Linked DNA regions of Mus musculus: region 1 is linked to region 2. The links are chromatin contacts, found by Hi-C in ENCODE. All regions are on one chromosome and are shown on one strand. The core of a region is the stretch at or near the end of the contact, and the rest is flanking DNA. Distances in the headings are between cores, read along the strand shown.

Region 1 (5,369 bases), core at 1,138-3,637, about 100 Mb before region 2:
AGACAGGTCAGGCAGGTAACACTGCCACAGTGACACAACAGAGGCCTTCGAGAACGTTCCAGAAGACGACTGTCTCTCAGGTGCCTTGAAGGTCACAATGAATTGGTCAGGCATTACAAGGCACTTCTGTCTAAGGGAAACGAGGCTTCTTGGAAGGCTAGGACCGCGCACAGCTGTTGGTGGAATTGAAGTGTGTCTATAGGTCAGGAACAGTGAAGATGGGACCAGAGACCCACATTACCCCAGAAGGTGGTCACTGGCTTGTACTTTTGGTCTGCTGTCCCCACAGTGAGCCAGAGCTTGCTATCCTGGTTGTATCAATGAACCCCAAGTGTACCCCGGAATGCTGCCTCTCCTCTCCTGCATTTCCAGCTGGCACCCAGCCTGGCAAATCTAGCTCAGACACTAGCTTTTCAGCATTAGCTGTGTGCTCCCAGAGACCGTTTCCTTTTTCTGAATGTATTCAGTTAGTTACATCTCTAGCTTTTTGTCCTTGACCAGCTATCATCTGGGTCTTGTGTCACTTCCTCCTAGTCCTCAGACTCCTTGGGGGCAGAATCCTTATCTGCTTGGCCTCTGGGTTATCAGGGCACAGTTTAAGCTGGAAGATTATCCTGCACACCAGGCCACAAAGGGGTCCATTCTTTCATTATTTGAATCTGGTTTTCACCATCCCCATCACACCAGCTACCACCAGCAAATCTATCAAGCTAACTTTGATTAAGTTTGCTCTCCTTTGGTGGAAATTATATCACTGCCTCTTTCCAAAGCTGTCATATCAAATTCAAAATTGTGGCCATATTTAGCAAGGTAAGGAGGACACAGCCTTAGAGTACAGCAAGCCGAGACACTGAACCTCTCTTGTGTGGTTTCCCTGGGGTGGCAGCGATGTAGTTCGGTTGATAAGAGTGTTAAACCACAGAGGAACCACACAGTTCAGCCCCAGCACCGCACACACCTCTAGAGGAGGGGAAGGAAGGATTAGCGATTTAAAGTCATGCTCAGCCATGTGTCAGGTCTGCAGCCACCCTGGGAAACAAGACCTAATCTCAGAAAGGAGACAAACCAAAAAGCAAAACATGTCATGTGGCCGCTGACAGCCGTGCCTCTCTGACAATGTATGATAGCGTGCAGACGCTCCGAGCAGGAGCTTCACGGAGGCCGCACCAATGGTGTGTCACGTCTGTCTCAGACTTGCTCCCTAGGGCAGCAGTCTACCAGTGAGGAACCTTAGATAGTGAGCCATCCTTCCTGCAGGCAGAGAAGCCAATGCCCAACGAGGGTCAGTCACCAAGGGTCACTCTTCTAGCAAGTGCTGTCAGGAAGACAGCACGCCTTGAATAGCCAATATCTACCTCAAAACCACTGGAGACCACAGAATTCTATTCTCTGCCCTATTTTTGGTGGAGGCAGCTCTCTCTCCTGGTCTCTCCCCTGAGGTGAGGTGTGTGTTGTCATTTGCAAAAGCCAGCAGGTCTTCTTACGACCGACATAGAGTACCTTCAGTTTCAGGAGCTACCTGGACCCTCCCAGGAGAAGCCAGATTTTAATGGCTACTCTCAAAACAGCCCAAATCTGTGTGAGCTAGGGGGTAAACCCGCCGGGAGGGAGGGAGTTCTGCAGTGCGGCGCCTTCCTGTGCTTCTTTGCTACTGTATTGGACACTGAAGTTTGCCAAAGTCTCCAGCAAAGTTCTCTCCACTCAGGCTCAGTTCTGGGTCAGTGGCTGCGCGTGCCGCCACCGCTTTCCTCTAAATTCACTCAGCTCTGGGTTCCAGCTCCAGAACCGATCAGGAGAAAGTTCTCCCTTGTCACCCCCCACCCCCAAGACGTGACTTATGCTACCCGCTGGCCGTTGAGAATACACTTGGCCTCAGTGTAGAACCTGGCATACTTCTAGCGCCCCATAGATGCTGAAGGAAGGACAAGTTGCTGTAGGGCGGGCCAGGCGCCGAGGGGCTTGGAGCAGGGCTGTGAGCGCAGAGGAGGAAGCAGGACGCCCCGAGGTGGGCCGGGCGCGCAGAGCTGGGCGCACACGACCCAGGCTCCGAACGCGGTCCGCAGCGGCCAGCTCCGGCCCCTCCACCCCGCGCGGCGCCTCACCTGCGGTGTCAGCAGGCGCGGGGCCTCGGCGCCCGGCCCCCGCTGGGCCTGTTGGGCCCCGTCCCGGAGCCGCCGCGCCGCGGCCGGCAGCGTGCTGGGCGGTGGCTGCGCCCGAGTCACCTGCTCCAGAACCCGCCGCAGCTGCTCGGGGTCCAGCGGAGCCAAGCGCACGGCGCCGTGGCTCCGGCCGGGAAGAGTCGAGCCACTGTCGCCGACATTCCCGGACTCCGGTTCCGCGCCTGCCATGGCGGCCTATGGGGGGGGACTCGAACCCGTGTCGTCTGTAGGGGCGGGGCGGAAGTGCGTCACCCGGTAGAGGGCGGAACCTACGCGTGCCCGGCAGGCCAAAACATCTCCATGGCTCCGGGGCTTGTACTAAATTGCTGCCGCCGCCGCTCTGTTAATGTTTCGATCCCCAAGTGTCACTCGCTCCATGCTGATGTCCCGGATCGGATCCTCAGTGGAGGTCTTCGGAGTTCCCGAGTCCCGGGCTTACACTGATCTCTAATCCTCAAATTGAAAAGTCTTCCTAACCCCGCTCGAGAAACTTGGCGTTACAGTCACGCACCACTCACTACTTCTGGTTTTATGCGGTGCCAGGGGCTCGAACCATGGCTTTATGAATTCTAGGACAAAGGTTCAACCAAGTTAAGATTTACAAGGGGGCTTCTCGAGAGGGAGTCAGTTTAAACGTCTGAGCAGTCAGTCAGACATACATGTTGGTGGCTTTCAAGTTACAAAGGGTTACAAGGGTTGCTGGAGGAAACCTTTTCCCCTCTGCAGTAAATGAGTTTAGAGGGCTGCTCAGGGTGACTCTAGAGGATCCTTTCACAGACTGCAGTCTGGTCAGATAAAACTACAGGTCACATTATAATTTATAATCCTCACATATATAAAGTGTAGTCTCGTGAGGTTCCTAGAAAATTGCAAGTTTATACCTGAGAAAAGAAATAGGTAATATATACATAATTTATTGTTGTCTTAACATTATTATTTGGGGGAGGGTGGAGTTCAAGACACGTTTCTCCGTGTAACCCTGCACAGAGTGTCCTAGAACTCCCTCTGTAGACCAGGCTGACCCTGAGTGCTGGAAATGAAGGTGTGTGCCATCATGCCCAGTTTTTAACATTATTATCTTAAGCATTTCTATATAGATGGAATATTCTCTTTATGTTGGCAACCTTCTCAGTAATTGTCAATTATGCATGAGTCCTTGCTTGACACCCTGCTGGCATGAGGCTTCAGCGCGACTCCAGGGTAATGAGCACTTTTCCCTTCCGTGTGTCCGCTCAGTTTTACCCTGCCTCACAATAGGATTATAAAGTTTGCATTTAATTTCATTTTTTGTTTTGTCTTATGTGTATGGGTGTTTTGCCTGGGTCTATGTACACAACTCGTGTTACTGGCAGTCCCCTGGAACAGAGGGATTGCTGTGAGCCACCATGTGGTTGCTGGGAATGGAACCCTGGACTTCTGTAAGAGCAGCCAGTGCTTGGAACCACTGACCCATCTCTCCAGCCCCAAAATGTTTGCATATTTGACATTAGTGCTCCATCTGAAGCCTCCTCAAGTGTTTCTGGGGTGACCCATCCCACAGCTACCTGGCATCTAGAGTGAACATCTCGAGGGCAGGAATGACATATTACCCATTGGGTGCCCAACACAAGCTCTGAGCCAAAGTATACACTCAGGGATGCATGGATGGATGCATGCATTGATGGATGGATGGATGGATGGATGGATGGACAGACAGATGGATGGGTGGGTAAATAGATGGGCAGATGCATCCATCCACCCATGTGTCCACCCTTCTCACATTTCAGTCTGTCCATCCGGCTCCCCAGCCTCAGCCTAACTTCTCTCTGTACTGTAGTGGTTCTGTGTGTCAGCTCTTCGCTGAGTAGCACAGTAGGACCACTGGTCAACACATCCTCATTAAGCCCCTGTTGGGTGGATGAGGGTCCTATCAATCACGAGTCAGTGTGAGATGAGGGAGACGCATAGGAGAGGGACTGGGGACAGCCTGCTGCCAGGGAAGGCTCTGATTATTGCATTTCACCAAAGGATTCTCTTTTTATTTTAAACTATGTATGTATGTGCCTGAGTATATACTATGTGTGTATTATGTGTGCACTTGTGAGCAAGAACATCAGATCATCTGCGGTGGTTATAAGCCACGGTGGGTGCTTGCCTGCGTGCGTGCGATGGGAACTGACCCCAGGTCTGATTATCATCTTTATCATTACTGAAGCCAGTTTCCACCCTGCAGTGTCCTGAGTTACTCCCCTGGCATCTCACTAAGGTTGTCCACGGGTCTTTGTCTCAGTGGAACAACAACAGGCTCCATGTATGGCCTGGAGCTCACATCTGCCAGCCTCAGCCTCCCGAGTGCTGGTGTTACAGGTGTCTGTCACCGTACCCACTTACTTCTTCACTATTTTCTTCCTTTTCTCTTCCCTCCAACCGTAAATTGAGAATTACCCCCATTTTCCAGAATATCGACTCTGTTTTAACAACCTCTTGACTGTGCTGGAGAGAAAAAAACCTTATCATTTGAATTGGAGGATGTGTACATTTCAAATTAACAGACAAAAGATGGGTTACCAGAAGACCGGATTAGAAAATGAATGCTGAATAATACTGGCCAGGCGTGGTGCAGCGGTGCACCTCTGATTCCAGCCTGGAGGTCCTTCTGCCTCCAGTGCCGGGGTTAAAGACAGTCACCACCACGACTAAATTCAAGATAATTTTAATTAATTAATTTTTGTCCTGTTTTATTACATTTTGTTTTTGTGACAGGGTTTCTCTGTGTAGCCCTGGCTGTCCTGGAACTTGCTCTGTAGATGAGGCTGGCCCCAAACTCAGTGATCTGCCTGACTCTGCATTCTGAGAGCTGAGATTAAAGATGTGGGACCACAACTGCCTGGCTCAAAATAATTTTTTAAAAAGATTTTTTTTTATTATATGTAAGTATATGTAGCCGTCTTTAGACACACCAGAAGAGGGTGGTTGTGAGCCACCATGTGGTTGCTGAGATTTGAACTCAGGACCTTCAGAAGAGCAGTCAGTGCTCTTACCCACTGAGTCTTCTCACCAGCCCTCAAAATAATTTTTAAAGTACTTTTTTGTTTGTTTGTTTTTGTTTTTTGAGACAGGGTTTCTCTCTATAGTCCTGGATGTCCTGGAACTCACTTTGTAGACCAGGCTGTTGGCCTCAAACTCAGCAATCTGCCTGCCTCTGCCTCCCAAGTGCTGGGATTAAAGGTG
Region 2 (5,223 bases), core at 1,231-3,730:
GCCTTCCTTTTTTTTAGGGCTCTGCTTCAATGTGGTCTCTGCTGACAGAAAAAAACCTCTCCCATCAAGGTACTCAGAACGTCCTTGATGGTCTGCCAGGCATTTGTGTATTACTGGCTGTTGTTTCTTCTGCACACCCTGGCTCTCCACAAGTTTGCCTTGAGTATTGATGGATTCGCAACACCCGGAAGAGTGCCTAGCAATAAGAAGTTGCTACAAGAAGAGATGAGTGGAGATGGATGGGTGGATGGATGGGTCTGGACCGAGAAGTACAAATGACGAGAGTACAGCATGTCTTACACGCAGCCACAGCCGGCAGGTTGGGCTGAGCCCCCCTCCCCCTTCTATTTTCCTCTAACAGCAGCTTCCAGTGAGCTCATAAAACCTACTTCTCTTCTGAACTCTGTTAATGCTCAGAACATCTTGTGGGATGGGAACAAGTGACTGAACCACCTCTGCTCCAAGCTGCATCTAAGCCACACATCATGGACCAGGAAGTTTAGTCTCAAACAGAAGCTATGTGGCTTCCTTGACTCCACTTCAGGAAGGATCACTAACCTGTCCTAATGTCCAGCTCCAAGGTGGCCTAAGGGAAGGGGTGTCATGTAATCAAGAAACATTATCATCCACTGGGCCAACATAGTGCCAGATCCCTTCTGCTCTTCCCTTTATACAGTCGGAGAAACGGAAACCAAGACAAGTGGAGGGGACTCGGAAGGGCCAGGACTGTTAGTGGCCAAAGCCAGGGCTGGAACCAGGGTGGTGACAGGCCAGGGCTCTCTGTTTTCTAAACAAAGAATTGATTTGTGAAAAACTCAAAGTCTGGACATGAGTGGCGTCTGTGGAAAGAAGGCCACCAGAACCCAGTGTCCCTCTGAGCAAAGAGACCCCTGGCTGGCCACTGTAGGCAGGGGTGGATGGGTGGGCAGGGAGTTACGCCAGGAAGTCTCCACCCTACTAGAGCCACTTCCTCCAGGCACCCAAAGAAAGAAAGAAACCCATAATTATGGCTTTTGCATCCGCTCCCCAACCTGGCCACCAAAGGTAGGTTGTCATCCCAGATGCCCACCATCTGGCAACAGCAGGAAGGCCCTGAGTAGGGAGGCCAGCAGCACAGACCGTGGTCCAGGTGCACGCGTGCCTGCTATCCAGAGGGCGAGGTGGGAGTATAAGACTCCAACGCGGGAGCCTGGGCTATGTAGTTTATTAGGAAGAGGCTTTTAGATAGCACCTTGACCTGACTCACGGACCGGGCGTGGATTCTGAGTTTGGTATCCAGAACAATGCTAAAGTAATGGATTTGGGGTCCAGGCTTTTAAATCCCTTGGACAGTTGGTCTATTTTCTGGACATTCTTGCTCTGGGGTTTGTCTGAACTAAATCGACACACATGCTGGCGCCTTCCCCCCTCAGAGCAGGAGTGGGGAGGAAGTTAGCCAAACAAAAGTCCCAGCGTCTGTATGCTCAAGAGTCGCCCAGGCATAGACCAGAGGTGGCCCTTTCCACCCATGCTCATAGAGTGCTATAACCATGCTGGCATCCGAGCGCTATTCCATGGCTTTGCAACGCAGCCTCTGGGCTTGTGGTTGCACTCTTGCCTTTTGCTCTGAAGACCTTGAAGAAATGTGGTCACCTGCCCCACTCTCCCCTTTCCCCGGGCAAATTACTTTGCACATTCAAACCCTGAGACCTAATTTGAGTAGGATTCCGCTGGTCCCCGCCTTCCTAATTCATTAAACCCTTTAAGATTTCAGCTCCTGCTTTGGCTCAAGATGCCCACCCAAAGCTTTTCCGGTCCGTGCCCATCTGTACCCTCCAGCCACTCATCCTTCATCACAGATCCTCTCCCTTTCTCTGGCCTCCCACTGTTATCTTCAGAGGGCTGTGGACGGGAGAGGGTGGCATCCAAATGTGTATCGTAAGCATCCCTAGGAACTCCCTAATGAGCATCCATCAAGGGGGCGTACGGCGAGAAAGCTGGATGGGAGGGGCCCAGTCTTGACTTGGCCCGGGTCTGGCATCCCTAGCACTCACAAGATCACGCGGAGGGCGGTGTTTCTCCATGGAGGAGTCGGGAGGAAGCTGGGCGGGTACGCGAGACGCCCCATCTTCCAGCCAAGGAGTGCGCTGAGGTCTTGGGGCGGAGGGGGGTGGGGGCTCGTAGTACCTTCGGGAGGGGAGGCGGGGCACCGCGTTGTGGCAGGAGCCTCGGGCGGATGGCCTTCTCTTGGCAAGGACAAGGACCAGGCACTACAGCAAGGGGAGGCGACTTCTACCCTGCACTGCGCGATAGGCCTGAGTTGGGGGGCTCAGCGCTGCGGGTTGAACGTTCAGCAGGGGGCGCTGCTCCGAGCGCTGGGCGGGGGTGGGGTGGGAGAGGAGGGGGGCAGCGGCTTGCTGCGCACACTTCCCCCATTATTAAACACTATGTTCAAAAGGCGTCGGGGGACTTCCCGGAGCCACGGAGCCCGTGTCGCGCGGCCGGCCGGCCCAAGGAGCCCATGGACCTGAGCGCTGCCGCCGCGCTGTGTCTCTGGCTGCTGAGCGCTTGCCGTCCCCGCGACGGGCTAGAAGCTGCCGCGGTGCTCCGAGCGGCGGGGGCTGGACCAGCCTGGAGCCCCGGGGGCGGCGGCGGCGGGCGGACCCTCGCCCGGGCTCCAGGCCCTTCAGCTCTCCAGGCCGCTGCGGTTCCGGGTCCCCGAGCTGTGCGCCGCGCTGCGGGTTCTGGCTTCAGGAACGGCTCGGTGGTGCCACACCACTTCATGATGTCGCTTTACAGGAGCCTGGCGGGGAGGGCTCCGGTCGCGGCAGCTTCAGGGCACGGGCGTGTGGACACAATCACCGGCTTCACAGACCAAGCAACTCAAGGTACTTTACGCGTCTTCTGCGCACCAGCCCATCCCGTCTACTCTTGACTGGAGACGAGCCGGGGGAGGCAAGCCTCTGCCCGATTCGATCCTGAACTATGATCCCTATAGTTATCCTCAGGTGCTGGAGAGAAAAAGTTGTCTTCGAAGTCATTGTTCACGAACCCCTAAGCCAGTCAAGGCTTGGTCTCCGAGGGCTAAGGGAGTGGGAGCCGCTCTTCAGAACAGGCTGGCAGGTTCCCCTCAAGCCAAGCGGAGCTCAAGATCCGCTTCTTTGGGGGAAGGGTCTAGTGTAGCCTTGGGCCTGGAGCCCTGGGAGAAGAAAGAAGGGCAGGAGTTGTGGCCTTTGAGTTCCCGCCAAGAGGGACGAGAGCAGTGATGGTAGTGCCTTGTGTTCAGCGGGGGACTGGGGACTATACACAAATTGAAGCTCAGGGGAATTCAGGGTAGAGCAGCTGGTATCCAATTAAAGTCATGGCCTCTCGGTATCAGAAGGACCCCTCTCAGGCAGGCCGTTTCGGGTGGATGGTGGCTTGTGTATGGGAAGAGAGTTTGGGTGCCTGCCTTCCTTCTGTGACAGTAGGCCCCAGCAGCCAGAGTCCAGGGCCTCGGCTTGTGTGGGGAGAAAAGGGATGGTTGGAGCTCAAACATCACATTTTACCCTGTGTAGGGCCCTCCAAAGGTAGGATGTGGGTGGGGTTGTGGGGTGGTTGTAGTATGTGTGTGTCATCTGGCTTTTATTAATCTCCATTGAAGTCATTAAAGCAGACAGATAGGGAAAATTTAACTAATTTCAGGCGGAAATGCAAGTAATTTTGGCTTCAATTCTGCCCAGCCAAAGATCTAGCTTGGAAATCAGGAGGGAAAGGAAGGCAAGTAGGGCTGAAAAGTGAGGCTAGGCAGCCTTTGGCAGTCTGCAGGCCTTTGATACCAGCGTGGGAAAACAGGCTGTGGCTACCACGCATCAGCCATCTCAGAAACACACTCAGTGCGCAGCATGTACGCACAGACAGCTTTGTTTCCATACATAGAACTCTCTGGCCCTGACGGTCCTATGGGGGCACTTAGGACCAGCATCTATTTTCCAAGGGTCTGTCATGGCACGCCACACTGACTGGTGGGATCCTTACAGGAAACTCCAATCCCAGTGTGCAGCAGAATCAGGAAAAACTCCTAACCTGTCCCTGCATAGGACGCTCTCAAGCTGCCAACAGTGAGAGGGGCCTAAAGTAACAGAAGCATCCGACTTTGTTAGGGCTGGCTAAGTGTACAAGGTTATAAAACCAGCTAATTCCTTCCGGCGTAGCTCTGCTCCACCAGCAAGACCCAGAGGCGGGCCACCTTTTCTCCCTCCCTCCCTGGGGAGGTAGCAAGGCCGAGGAAGCGGGGTGAGGCGGAGGCTGCAGAGAAGGGTCTTTGAGAGGAAAAGCAGGGACGGGGAATATGGCCCAGGGCCTCTGTCTAGCTTGCTCCCACCAGCTTCAGTTTAGAACAGAGCTGTGGAGGCAGAACAGTACACCCAGACTGTAGACTTAGAACACCAGGGCCTGGCTCCATGGTTGAGAACAAATCCCCAAAGGTGGGGGGAGTTTGCATGGTCTCTCCGATGGGGCAAAACGAAACCATATGACCCCCTTCAAAGGCAACGCCTTATCTGCTCTTTGGTGGAATTTAAACATTTTTTTTTTGTCTGAGTCCACCCCAAAAGAAAAAGGACCCATGACCAGAAATAAAACCCCAAGCCCGAAATAAATCACACCGGAGCAAAAGAATGAGCAAGTCTGCACCGCAGAAACATCGCCTCCTCTAATCTCTCCGTGAAGGTTCTCTGCGTCTCGCTGTCTTTTCCATTCCCCTTGGTAGCCGCGGGGGCACCAGAAGGAGCCAAGAGCGGGGTTGACGTCGTCGCTATCCTGGCTGAACGGGCAGGGTGGGCTGAAGCAGAGGGTGTCGCGATGCTTATGCGTTCCGTTTCTGGACAATTTTCAAGGGCCCAATTTGCACGGGAAACCGTGGTCAGTGAAGGTGTCTAGGCTGGGTTGGGAGAAGAAAAGGAACCAAAGGGAAAAGTGCTTTTAGGGAATGAGAAGTTTTCGTTTTCCGCACATCCAGGAGTGCTTGCAGCTCTCTGGGGCGCTCGGCTCAGCAGTAAGGGACAATTGTCACATAAAGCAAGTTATTGGGAAAGTGTGTGAGCGCTTTCTGTTTGGCCCCCTTCAGGACACCCCTGCTCAGAAAATTGACCTACCTTTCGGCAAAAGAAAGATGCCAGTGCAGGCAGCAGAACTAATGGTTAAGTTTTTGGTCCAGAGATGCGGTGGTGAGCTCTTGGGTCCCGCAGTCTAGCTATTAGGTGT

Evidence for each region. Hi-C counts contacts between places; a loop is a spot of excess contacts on that map.
Region 1: a map of T-helper 2 cell shows a loop between it and region 2 (151-fold over the local background). The contact joins the promoter of Zfp839 here to the promoter of Gdf7 in region 2. A Hi-C loop is called at or near these places in 3 of 37 maps with a recorded cell type or tissue (T-helper 1 cell, T-helper 17 cell and T-helper 2 cell).

What each region holds. Positions count from the first base shown.
Region 1 is chr12:110,847,297-110,852,665 of GRCm38, reverse strand. It overlaps Zfp839 (zinc finger protein 839), which reads right to left and starts at 2,387. Exons shown (of 7, transcript NM_001199785.1): 1 at 2,103-2,387. The coding sequence starts at 2,348.
Region 2 is chr12:8,299,211-8,304,433 of GRCm38, reverse strand. It overlaps Gdf7 (growth differentiation factor 7), which reads left to right and starts at 2,480. Exons shown (of 2, transcript NM_001312876.1): 1 at 2,480-2,867. The coding sequence starts at 2,501. It also overlaps a transcript of Ldah not described here.